Linked DNA regions of Homo sapiens: region 2 is linked to region 1. The links are chromatin loops, found by intact Hi-C in ENCODE. Cell type or tissue: ascending aorta. All regions are shown on one strand. Each heading gives the region's core, and the rest is flanking DNA. Links, peaks and the distances in the headings are about the cores only. Region 1 overlaps CSMD2 (CUB and Sushi multiple domains 2). Region 2 overlaps CSMD2 (CUB and Sushi multiple domains 2).

Evidence for each region. A loop is a pair of places that touch in the nucleus more often than their neighbours do. Peaks named below come from ENCODE experiments on the same cell type or tissue, not always from the same donor. Only the 100,000 strongest peaks of a DNase experiment are listed, where the experiment ranks them.
Region 2: it touches region 1 in a loop (3-fold over the local background); 5 of 110 quality-filtered maps call a loop at or near these places.

What each region holds. Positions count from the first base shown.
Region 1 is chr1:33,759,065-33,765,686 of GRCh38, reverse strand. All of the region lies in intron 13 of CSMD2 (CUB and Sushi multiple domains 2), which reads left to right. Among named protein-coding and RNA genes, the nearest start is that of HMGB4, 100 kb to the left of the region's middle. In ascending aorta, for the core only: no CTCF peak of the experiment used is centred there; a DNase peak (open chromatin) is centred at 3,426; H3K27ac peaks cover 4,033 bases.
Region 2 is chr1:33,894,394-33,901,015 of GRCh38, reverse strand. All of the region lies in intron 5 of CSMD2 (CUB and Sushi multiple domains 2), which reads left to right. Among named protein-coding and RNA genes, the nearest start is that of CSMD2-AS1, 29 kb to the right of the region's middle. In ascending aorta, for the core only: no CTCF peak of the experiment used is centred there; a DNase peak (open chromatin) is centred at 3,375; H3K27ac peaks cover 2,124 bases.

The DNA.
Region 1 (6,622 bases), core at 777-5,776:
AGTCTCTCAGTATTTGTGATTTATTTTCAAAGCTGACAAAGTTATTCTGCCATGGATCTGAGAAACAGTTCGTTCTATTTTTGGTTATTTGTCAGTAATTTGATTTTTTAAAATATAATTTGTTACTCCATCTGGAGTTTACTTAGATGAATGTATAATATTGTCCAAACTATTATGCAGTTTTCCAACACAATTTATTAAGTAATTCATTTCCCTTTTGATTTGAGGGAAATGAATTGTTTTATTACATACTGAATCCTCAAATGTAGTTAAGTCTATTTCTTGAGTCACCACTTTGTTCTGCTGCTCTATTTCTATCTTAGCACTGGTATTGAATAATTTTAATTGTTGTTTTATAATGTGTTCTAATATCTGGCAGAGCTAGAAACAACTCCTTCCTCCCTGAATTATTTTCTCTTTCAGAATATTCATTGTTATTCTCATCTGTTTGTTGTTCAAGATTAATTTTAGAATCATTTTGTCAGAGTAAAAAAAACATCCTATTGGGATTTTTGTATGTGCACTCCTGTTAAAATATAAATTAACTTGAAGAAAATAGGCATTTTTATAATACACAGCCCTCATATCCAGACACATGTTTTTGTTCGCCTACTTCCGTCTTTCTAAATATAACAGCTCCATGGTTTTCTTCATATAGGTCACATGCATTGCTTCGCATACATTGCTTGTCACCTTTATTCTTAAATAGGCAGGTACTTTTTTCATTTCTCCTCCCACCCTGACCTCAATGCCACATGCACAGGTGAAGCATGCTCTATTTTCCCTCCCCTCTATGGCTGAAACCTAGTGTTCCCTGTAAACATACAATCCCAGATTTTCCAGGACAAATGCAATTTCAAACATCATTTCCCTTGGCCCAGAAAATATGATCACAATAGCTAGAGTCCTTGGAAATTGCCTTTTTCAAATGATCAGAGCCAGAGTTGGGATCAGCAAAGATTTAAATGCATCAGCCTCAGCATGAGGGATAATATTCCTGGGAACTGTTTGTGATTAGGCCAGGGACCGTGATCGGTGTGAGCTTCCTCTGCTTAATGTAACATTCCCCTCATTTCTCTAGACTTCTTTCAAGGTTTCATTGACCTACAGATAGCCCCAGAAAATAAACAGGGAACTTAGGAAGTCCCAGGTCTCCCTCCCTCTGTTATCCAGTCCTCAAGAACCTGAACACTGAAGACCTGTGGTTTCCCTTTGCTAGTGGCAGGCAGAGCAGGGGGTGCCCGCTCTGCAGAATTCTCCCAGTGATCTGAAGGGGACGTCGCCTTGAGTGGAAAGTCAGGGGTGGTAGCAGGATGGGGGAGGGTCTGTATCTGCTACTGTACTGGAGAATGGGCACTAGTCATAGCTATGAAGCGTCCCAGGGCCATGGGGCAGCCTGGGAAGTGTATGCCAGAGTTGAGGGAGTCCAGGGCTGAAAGAGCTGACCCTGGATGAAGGAATGGGTCACAAAGGAGGCTGCTGGTGTTGCCTCTCAGAATGTACAAGGAGGTGGAGTCAATTCTTGTCCTACCAGGCCAGTATGGGTCATATCATTGCCTGTTACCTTTGTTTTCAAATAGGCAGATACTTTATGGGGGAAGGAAGATTCTGGATTGACTCATGTCCTCACCCAAGGGAATAGGGTGTATCCCGGCAAAGTATATCCTTGACCCATCCAAAGGCTTCAGTCTCCAAAAAGAGACTTCAGTCTCACAGCAGAGACTAGAGAGGAAACCATGAACCAGAATAGAAGCCCAGTCCTTGGACTGGGGCATACATATTGAAGAAGGGTTAGCAGGAGAGGGAGATCCTAAAACTGAGTGGGCCTATATGTATGCTGGGCTTCTCACAAGCCCACCAGTTACTGGCTCTGTGCAGCCACACACATCTCACCCCAACAGTTTGTAGGACTAGAACTTCCCAAAGTACCATCATGCTTAGCTGGGCTTGGCTTAGAATCTGGCTGTAAGAACCAAGCCCGTGGGATCCAGCTCTTCAGTGTACCTGGCCAGGGTGAAATCAGGCAGACTGAAGGGATGGCTCACGAAGGAGGCTCCCAGCATTTCCTATCAGGATGTCCAAGGAATTAGTCAACACTTTCCCTGCCAGGCCAGTGTGAGTCACATACATCACTTGTTTCCTTTATGCCTAAACAGTCAGGTACTTTATAGGAGAAGGAAGTGTCTTTGGTGGCCCTGCGTGGTCTAAAGTAGACCCAAACCCAGCTAACCATTAGAATCACTCATAGGCCTTTTAAAATACAAAATTCTTGGCCTTGTCCCCCAAAATTCCAATTCAGTAGGTCCAAAATGGGGCCTAGGAATTGTAGTTCTAAAAAACTCCTAGATGATCTAGACATTAGGTCATATTTCTGAACAACTAGTATGGAACACATACTGTATGCCAGTTGCTTGGGGAAAGTTTTGTGTCAGTTCTGTGAGGTTTGGTCCCTTGAATTTGTCTCTTGAATTCCTTTCTTGAATTCCTCTGGGCTAATGGGAAGGCTTGAGCTCTTGGATTACATCATGCCAAGAGACTTTTTTCCTAGCTAATACTTGTGTCATGCCAAGATACATGGGGTTGTGATACATGTGGTGATACGTTGTGTTCATATGCTGTTGCTATTAAGTTGGCCAGGCTGAGCTGCCATAACTCAGTTATTAGGATGATTGTAGTCTCCCAGGGTCCGTGGGATGTTGACCTCCATGTTGGTATCCCATCAAGGAGTGAGATGCATGGTCCAGTACTCCCACATTACAACTTGATGTTTTTCATTTAATTTAAATGCAGCAAAATGTGGAAGGGAGTGGGTACTATGTACTGGCCATTACACTCAGCACCGGGCAAGTGATGAAGATGATTCAAACATGGTTCTTGCCCTCCAAGAGCTCATAGTCTAGTGAGTAAGATAAGCATGTGCTTTTATTTTAAAGCAGTCTCTGAATTATTGCACATAGATGTGGTCACAAAGTGCTACCAGAATGTAGAGGAAGAAAAATTCATTCCAACTGGCAGATTTTCAGAAGTCTTCTTGGAAGATTGTAGCACAGGCAAAAATTTCAGTCCAATCCAACCCAGGAATCTGTCCAAAACCAAACTGTGAACACAGTTTAATCCAAGGCCCAGTTCAAAGGCCTTATTCCAGCTAAGAGTCCTGGTCCAAGGTATATTAGGACCACAGCTACCTGCGTGGAAGAGGAACTGGGAAAACTGGTCAAGCTTTAGGAGTCTAATCCTGGGCTGTGACCTCTACTTATAGGGGAATGAGGTATCTCTGTCATTCTCATTTCAGCTTTCACCTTTGGGATCAAGCCAACAGGCTCTGTTTTCTCTGTAAAATATCCAAAGTTGTGTGTATGCATTCTCCACTGTGCTCTGCCATGCCTGACTCAGAGAGCTGTGGAGGCCAACAGAGTTTCCCCAGCCAGGGTCTGTTTTCACAGCTGCTGGCTCAAAAGCTGGAGCTTGAAGTTCTATCAATACCCCAACCCTGTTCTTTGAGCCTCTTGGTGAATTTGTCATCTTACTTGAACATATGTGCATTACTATCAGCCCTCAGTGATGTGGGTGTCCTCAGACTCTGTGGTCCTCGGGGAAGGCACTACATACCTTTTCTAGGGCTTGGCTTTCTAAGAGGGCCTTGGGTTACCCCCTCTTGTGTTGATTGGCCCTTCCTCTAGGCCTTATGTACAAGAGCAATCTTTTGGGTGACTCAGGGGAGGTGGGTTCAGAGAAAAGGCTCCTGGCCCTAGGCTACCTGATCAACTCTCATCTTGCTCTGGGACTTAGATCAGACTCCCCCATGGTCTTGCAGGGAGCTCCCCCAGGCTACCTGTAAACTCCCTTGGATTATCGTGTTTCCCCTGGAAGAAAATCCAAATGTACTTCCTTGTGTCATGGAGAACAATCAGCATGTATTGTTTTCCAGTCTTCAGTGGGTGGTGGTCTGAGGCATGAATGGACCATGGCAGTTCTAGACTCCTTGAGTGAGGATGCTCTGACGAACAGGCTTAGAATGCATGATGGAGCTCTCTAACAGAGCTCAGGGGCTCAAGTGAAGAGGACAGGCCCTGAGTGCCTCAAAGACCCAGGGACCTGGGCCTACAGTCCTGAGAACATCCCCTGAGTTGTTGAAGATGTGATCCACACCCTTCCTTGAATTCCTCTGGGCTAATGGGAAGGCTTGAGCTCTTGGATTACATCATGCCAAGATACTTTTTTCCTAGCTAATACCTGTGTCTGGCTGACCAGATTAATAAGAGCAGCTGAAGCTAACCTTAGCTGGGCATAGAGACCATCTGGGATCTGCCCATGTAGGAAGAATAGGACGCTACGAGTATCACTCATAGGATCCTGGGGGCTGGGTGCAGGCAGCTGTGGGATCTCACAGGAGAGAAGCACTTTTGAGTAGCCTTTGCTTGGGACATGGAAAGACTGGGTCATCAGGACTTCCATCTGTTCCCCAACATGTCACAGTTCCTCAGAATCTCACAGTGAGACTCAAGACTGACAGAATATCCAACACTCAAGTGAAGGGCTGTTCAGTACCAGGTACCCCCATGCAGCTGACAGTGCCTCTCCTTTCTAAGGTTATCTGCCCACAGATCTGCTCACAGAAGGTGCCTCACCAGGTCACAGTTGGCAGTCGAGCAGTCAGTCATTCCTGCAAATGGGGAGTTTTGTCAGAATCTTCTGGACTTGGAGTTACCTGTTCATTCCTTGAGGAGAGGAGGGACTGAGGATCAAAGAGCAAACCTTTTGGCCTGGGGTCTTGCTGGATTGAGGGTGTGGTAAGGGAGAAGTGGGGAGACACCACTTTTGCTGCCTTAGTAGGCTGATTAAGACTAGGAGATACACCAAGCAGAAGCATGCGTGGAGACAGCCATCAGCAGCAGAGTGGGGATGTCCCTCTTGTTTCAAATTCAGCCAAAATTGAATGTATACCTTCCCTGAGCCCAGCACAGTGCTGTGTTCCATGCCTTCACAAACTTCATTGCGTTGAGTCTTCACAACAAAGCTGTAATTTAGAAGTTATTAATCCCATTTTTATATATGAGGGGAAAGACTCAATGATGTAAAGTACCTGCCCTCTTCCTTCCTCCCAAATGCGTACAGCTAATAAGTGAAAAATACATGCAAACCCCCAATTTTTAGAAGGATTCATATTTGCTCCAACTTTGGCATGGTGGCTTGGTCTGGCTACGTATATTTTCCAAAGAACTTATGGTCTGTTTTCAAGGTAAAAGCTGAGCCCCAAGAGTGTGGACTCAGCTACTTCCCAGTAGCATAGGGCAGGAGGCCTTTTTTGTGCTTTGTTCCATAAGGTATCAGAATCTTTCCTGTGAGCTGGGGATATGAGTTCCTCAGCCAGCCACTGAGGAATGCATGAAAATCCCAGTGCAGAGCCTGGCCTTGGGAAAGACCTCTAAACATCTCAATGAAGAGGGCCTAAAGGCCGGGGTAAGCACCTGGAATGGTTTGGTGGGGACAATGCATTATTCCAGAGGTGTGGCAAGAATCAGTCATGGCCACAGGGTAATTCCAGGCAGTGGGTAATTTCCAAAGGTTATGCTGATGAACAGTCATGTAATTTATACCAAGAACCTAGCCAACCTCTATGGGATACAGGTAACAGGGTCCAGCCATAGAGGGCAAGAACTTAGCAATCATCAGACCCCTACCAATGAGCTTCAGTTTAGGATTCCAGTTCCAGAGGGGATTGAGTTGTGAATGAGGAACTTGAAGCAAAAGCTAGTTTCATGAATAGCTGCTACCATGAGTAGGGTGACAATATATCCCTATTTGCTTGGGACAATCCCAGTTTACATCTTTTGTTCTAGGTAATTATCCATAGTGCCATCTTTCATTCTCAAAACCAGTTTGGGCAATATGTTACGTGGGTACCCTAACATGCCAAAGACCTCATGCCAAGAAAGGAATTGGGCCTCAGTGATTGATTTGAATGCCATGCCAAGAGGGATCTGAGTCAGAGGTCTATGAGGCTATATATAGTGGTTTATCTTTTTTTTCTTACTTGTCACTGACTTGAAACTCAAGCTCTGGGCTGGGCACAGTCGCTCATGCCTGTAATCCCAGCACTTTGGGAGGCCAAGGCAGGCAGATCACGAGGTCAGGAGATCGAGACCATCCTGGCTAACACCGTGAAACCCCATCTCTACTAAAAATACAAAAAATTAGCCGGGCATGGTGGCGGGCGCCTGTAGTCCCAGGTACTCAGGAGGCTGAGGCAGGAGAATGGCGTGAACCCGGGAGGCAGAGCTTGCAGTGAGCAGAGATTGCGCCACTGCACTCTAGCCTGGGTGACAGAGAGAAACTCTGTCTCAAAAAAAAAAAAAAAAAAAGAAAAAAAAAGAAAAGAAACTCAAGCTCTGTATGATTAACCCCTTCCTACCTCTCTCCCCCTCATCCCATGCCGCTCTTCCATCAAAACTCTTGCCTACCTCAATGCCTTTCCACTTACAGTTCACCATGTTGGAGTGTCCCTCACAAGACTGGCTCCATCTCATCATTCCTTAACTGTCACATTCCCAGAGAGACCATCTCTAACCACCTTATCCAGAAGAGCGATGTCACTTTTTATTTCCTTCATACCCTTTTTTAT
Region 2 (6,622 bases), core at 829-5,828, 140 kb before region 1:
TTTCCCATTTTGTTCCCTCTGCAGATCCTAGGCCAGCCACTCCAGGATCATTTCTCACCCTTAAAGTAGGCTTTGATGCAATCTGTCCTCTTTGAGTCTCTATCTGCCTTCCTCCTGCCTTAATATACCTTCAACAGTATAATCACTTTGAGAGCTACCATGTTTCAGGCACTGTACTAAGGTTTTTATATGCATGGTCTCATTTAATGTTTACAAAACTCTTTTTTTTTTTTTTGAGATGGAGTTTTGCCCTTGTTGCCCAGGCTGGAGTGCAATGGCATGATCTCAGCTCACTGCAACCTCTGCCTCCCGGGTTCAAGCAATTCTCCTCACCTTAGCCTCCCCAGTAGCTGGGATTACAAGTGCCTGCCACCACACCTGGCTAATTTATTTGTATTTTTAGTAGAGACAAGGTTTCACCATGTTGGCCAGGCTGGTCTTGAACTCCTAACCTCAGGTGATCCACCTACCATGGCCTCCCAAAGTGTTGGGATTACAGGCGTGAGCCATTGCGCCCAGCCACAAAACTCTTGTAAAATAATAATATTATCATAAAGAGATTAAGAAACCTGATGTAATATAGCTAGTAAGTGTCCGAGCCAGAAATTGGATCCCCATCATCTGGACTCTAAATCCTGATCTACCCCTCTTTCTCTTCTGCTCCTCTGGGATCTAATTCATTTTCTTTCCTGACACCAAGGAGGGCACCATGGAGCATAGATAGCATTTGGACTCAATGTTGGGTTCAAATACCAATTCTGCTACCAACTAATCGTGTGACCTCAGTTAACTTTCTGACCCTCTCAAGGCCTTTCATACAGTTATAAGAAATAATTGGGCACAGAAGACTTTGAACAGCCCCAGATTCCCAGCTTGTAAATCCAGCTTGTGTCCTTCTTCTGCCCTTTCATGGTTACAGCACCTGGAAGGGCTTTCCTCCCCTCCTCCCCTGCCCCTCTCACCCTGCTCCCAGAGCCTCCCAGCATATGCTCCGTGCAGACAGCTACACACAGCTTCTTTCAGAGGTTTAAGGTCCTGTGGGTCTTGGCCTCTGCAGTTGATAAGTCAGGGAGGCAGCTTCAGGCTGACCGAGGCAGAGGCCACAGCAAGAGGTTGTCATGTCTCCTTGGGCCAGGCAGCCCTGAGGTCCCAGGGCCATTTGGCAGTACCCTGAAGGGCACATGGGGAAAGTCGGGGTTGAACAATAATGGCTTTTACTCTTCTCTCACAGCAAGTCACTTAGCTTTCTGAACTTCAGTTGCCCTAGTTTTATAAGGCAGGTGATGGGTCCTCACCACCCTCACTGTAACCTGCTGGGAACATGCAGATTGGTGTACAGAGACCTCCTAATTTTTCACATATAAATCCAACCCCACAGATTCCCTTCCAGTGGGATCTGCCTCCTAAGGTGATTTTTCTGGAACTGAGAGGGTTTTAAGGAAGAAAATACAATTACTATGTGTAGGGTACCAACGACATGCCAGGAGTCTACACTGATTTTTCCTTTGTGCCTTTAAGCAACTCTGAGAACCCGAGACTCAGTGAGGTCATTTACCCAAGGTCACAGAGCTAGGAAGTTGCAGCCTGAAGCCAGGGCCCTTTGCCTCCCAACCTCTGCTCTTTCTGCCCCTCTGGATTTTGGAGGTTGGAAAGAGACCTTGGGTATCCTGGAGAGATGGCCCTGGGCCTATGCCATTGGCTTCAGCTTCTTCCCCCTGGGGCTGCTTTTGGGCCTTGGGCTGTGGTTGGTTGATGTGGGCTGGCTTCACAGATAGCCAGGCTCATCGAGGCCTTGGCTCCCACATCCTGCCAGCTCCCTAGATGCCAGCCCTGGTGAGCGTGGGACAGACTGCCATCAGCGTTCCCCTTTCAAGAGAGCCCTGTCAATGCAGATAAATGGCCCGTGTCATTTAGCCACATCCGTCACGTCCTTCTCGTTGCTGGTCTGTGGCCTGAGTTGTCCAGATAACCCTTTTCATTTAGTGTTGTCTTTATGGATGCCACAGAGGTCTCCGGGCAATGACAGCCCAGCCTTTGCACCGACCAGGAAGAGTCACAGGCAGGCCTGCTTCCTGACTTCTGTTTGCTGTCTGTTTGGCTCTCACAATTATTGGAATCTGTCAAGCTCCATCAAGTGACATTTTTCACATGAGGGCAAGTGTCCTTCAGGCCTCACTCTGAGCTGGGAATGACATCCTGGACGCTGACGTGGCCTCCATCTTTCCACCAGCGGTTTCCTTCACAGTTGCCAAGCTTCCTTCAGCCCTGGCTCAACAGTGCCCTCCTAAGCTTCCCCCTCAATGCCCTCAGTCCCTCTTTTTGTAATTACCCTTTCCCCAGCCCCACATTCCCCTGGTGCCTTAGCAAGTAATTACCTTCATAGGGAAGTTGACAAGTCTCTGGCGACTCCTAGCCCCGGCTGGAAAAGATTCATTATTCTGTGTCTGGAAATAACCAGCCCCATCAGCACAGGGGCTGAGATAACACCAGTGTAAAAGTTCTTTATTCAGGGGGATTAATTAGGATTCCTTATTAAAGATCCAATTAGGCAAAAGGGCATTTTTATCTGTGATAGTCAGCTGCTCCTATTTTTCTAAAGCTGTAACTCTTAAGTTTTTTTAAAAAAGGAAAAAGCAGGGGGTTGTGTTTTTGTCTAAAACAATTCACTCTTTCATTGTCAGCTATGTCTTCATCAGGATGTGAAAATAGATTTTCTCATTCAATTTGCAGTGCTTTATCTCTTCGGAGTCTGGCAATGACTCCACGATATCCCTTCAACAAGAACCGCAACTCAGATGGGCTGTTGGGGAGTGGGATGTTTGGTTATCATGACTGCAAGAGAAATAGTAATAGCATTTTTTAGCAACCTGACTCCATGAGCTGGCAGGAAATGCCATCTCTGCCATGTAATGTCTGTGTGACCTTAGGCAAGTCCCTTCACCTCTCTGAACCTCAATGTCCTCCTCTCTCAATCTAACTCCAAGGATCAGGATAAGGGTTTAATTGGGGCAATATTACAAAGTGACTAGGAACCCAGGGTCTTGACTGAGACCACCTTACACCCACACTCACAAGCCATGTTGACTTCTGAACCTTGGTTTCCTCATCTGCAAAATGGGAGGGAAATACCTCCTCCGTCGGGTCTCTGGGAGAATTGAGGGAGATAACATTTGTGGAACCACCTTGCCCATGGAGGGCCCTTGATACATGTTTATCAAACCTGAATCAACTCATTTTGTATTTCCCTCAAAGACGCTCAGTGAGGTTCCCTGGAGTGAGCTGTTGCCGCTCCCCATCTCAGGTGAATTGAGCTCATTTTGTCCCTGGTAGTGCCTGGGTGATTCCACAGTACAGTGAGGCTGAGACTCCTGGCTCTGTTGTCACCCGGCTGTGTCCTCAGTTGCTCCCCACGGAAGCAGTGCTGGCTGCAGGAGGGGTGACCTCTTGACCTCAGTCATGATGTGGACATACACAGTATGAACCCACAGGTTTTTACTTGCATTGTTAAAGACAGCAGCAGCAGCTTGTTTACCCCAGGAAAGAAAGCCCTGGAGAAATAAAATAATCTGGCTTCCAGAAAGTTCAACAGAAAGTGTTTTGTCCAGTTGCCAGATTCCACAGATGAGGAAATTGAGTCCCAGCATCACTCAGCAAACATGTGGCAGAGCCAGGGCAGAATCGAAGCTCTTCATGTCTGATCCAGATCTGTTTCCACCACCTTCAATGTTTGCTGGCCACCTAGCACTGAGCCGGCGTTTGTAGACTTCACATGAGAGGGTCACAGCAGCACCTGGCTCCAGCAGGATCTGAATCCACATAAACCCTACTTCATGTGGTGTTCCTCACCTGTCTGCCTGTCCTGGCTCCTCATTGCTTGTGCCTCAGTGCCTCAGTTTACCCCATAGAGGAGCCACTTTAGCTTCTGGTTCATCTTCTCACCTTTCCACAATACTGTTTTGGCCTGAATACCCTCTTTTACAGGCTTGCCCCCTGTAACCCTGCCCCCTCCACCACGGCCTCTGTGACCTTACCTTCTCCTACCCTCCCTCTTATTCCCTTCCCCAGCCACAATGGCTTCCTTGCTGGTCCTTAGATGCCACGCGTGCTCTTCCCACCTCAGGGCCTTTGCACGTGCTTTCCCCTCTGCTTGGAATCCTCTCCCCCTGAGATATCCACACATCTGACTCCCTCCCCTATTTCAGGTGCCACCTTTAAGATCATATGCACAGTGAGGCCTTCCCCAATCACCTATTTAAAATGGCAGATGCCTCCTCCCAGTCAGTAGAGTGTCTGCCCATGTTTGCTCCTTCTCAGCCAGATCCTCACACTTCAAAGTGTGCCTAGCTCATAGGGAGCCTGGAAGTTGGGAGTTCAACCCCTCTTCTTGGTTCCAGTCCTGAAAGCCCTGTTGCTCCACAGCCATCATTCTCCTTCGCCAGATGAAGAAACTGAGGCACAGGTGGGTGGCATGTGACTTGCCAAAGTCACCCAGGGAGTTAGTGTCACAGGAGGGACTGCTGGGGTAATCTTAAAACAATGGTAAAAATAGTTGTACTTGTGGGGTTATTTATATCTCTCTACCTGGTTTGCCCTGAATCTTGGTGTGACCTCACCAGGTGATGTCCTCAAGCTTCACCGAGGCCTCCAGTATGTGGCCATGTGTAAGACCCATGTCACAGAAACAAATGGTCCTACTGCAAAAATGTGCTGATGGAAGAGAACACAGTCTGTGCTGAGAACCAAGAAATCCTCTCCCCCTCGCTACTCCCCTCCTTACCCTCCTACCCCCTCTGCCAATTCCCCCATCAAATAATTCCTGATAATGAAGTTAGGATGATTCATTGGTTTTCTGATGAGCATGAATTCATCATCAAAATCTACATATTTCAGTCCCCTGATATGTGCTCTCATATTCCTAACCTGATTAATATGTAAAGTGCTTTATCCTGTGACTTAACAAAAGAAAACTCAGCTTGGATTTAGGGACCTGCAAGCCTCCCAGACTCTGGGGTTCTGGGAAGCGTGGGGAGATGCCACTGCTTCCGTCTTGGAGGAGATGACGGTATCTCATCAGGGACTGGGTCAAGGTGCCAGCAGGTGCTACAGTTGAGAGGGGAGTTGGTTGCTCAGGACCAGGCCCTGGGATGCCTGAGCACTGCGGCTTCAGACCCCTCATCCCATAACCCAGAAAGACCTGGCTGCAAAGTTGTTTAATATTCACAACCCCACAAACTCATGGGGGCTGGGAACAGCCTGCATCCCATGCCTAGGGACCCGGATGAGATGCGGCATCCCCCTCTCAGCCTTTCTGGAGGGCGGCCAGTGTAGCCTGCCACCTTTCTGCCAAGGCCACTTAAGCCATATCCCTGCACCAAGTCCCCCTGCCTCTCCAGAGGGCGGGCTCAAGCTCTGCATGAATGCCTCAAGCCGCGCTTCCCCAGCCACCACCCGTGGGGTGGCCCTGCTGCTGCTAACCTTTTGTCTTACCCATGATTCCCTCAATATAAGGTCCAGCCTCCCAAACCTCTGTCACTTCATCCACCATACATCCCCATCCGCTCTACTACCAATTTTGGCCCACACCTCCTTGGACTCAGACCATTTCCCAGTACCCCCATGTAGGGCCAATCCCTGCCTCTTTCACCCCTGACCCACAAACCCATACACCCTGCAGGCATTCCCACCAGGTGCTCTGTGCCTGTATCATGAGAAGCTGTTTGCCTAGAGGGCTCTAAGGTCAGATGTGGATTCAAAGCTCTGCTCCGGGATTTGGGGAAGCTATTTAACCTCTCTGAGCCTCGGTTTCTTTAGCTTTAAAACAATGCTATCAGGAATAATAATTTATATTTCTTAGGGCTGTTGTCAATTTCAAATTAGCATTAAGCAGAGAATCTAACATACAACATGTAGGTAACACTCAATAATGTAGCGATTATTGATATTCATCCTCATGGCCACTGACTGAGGTGGGCAAGAATTACTTCAATTTTTCTGATGTGGAAGTGGAAGCTCAAAGATGTTGGGGTTGGATGTGGTTGACAGGAGCAAAGCAGCACCTCTTCTCCACAGAAGTACCTGGGGCATCTTGGGGGAAAAGGATTTGGGACCCTGTGGAAGACAGGATACCTGAGAGGAGACTTGCCCTGCAGGAGATGGGGACCCAGTCAGTGACCCGGATGCCCCAACAAGACAGAGGTCCCAGAAGAGGGCTGCTCCTAGGCATATTATGTGTCTGATGCTGGAGTTCTTGCCCCTCTGGAACCAGGGTATTTTCCAAGTTTGGGTTCCCCAAAAGCAGGCCTGAGACAAGGGTTCAAGCACAAGTGTTCTATTAGGAAGCACAGGTGACACTAGCAGATAAGAGGGACATAATACAGGGAAGAGACTGTAGCTAATAAAGGGTGGTCATACCAGCTACCACAATGGGGGTCTGGGCCATAATCCCACAGGGACACTCTAGGAAACCCAGGTCTGCAGAACCCAGATCTTAGAATTATCCCACCCAAGGAATGAGGGAGCTGAGGTATTTATACACCAATTCCTGAAAGTCATTGAATGAGGGCTGCTCCTGAGGGGTTATTAACTCCCTAGCCCTTCCAGCCTGCTGTGCACATGGGCAAAG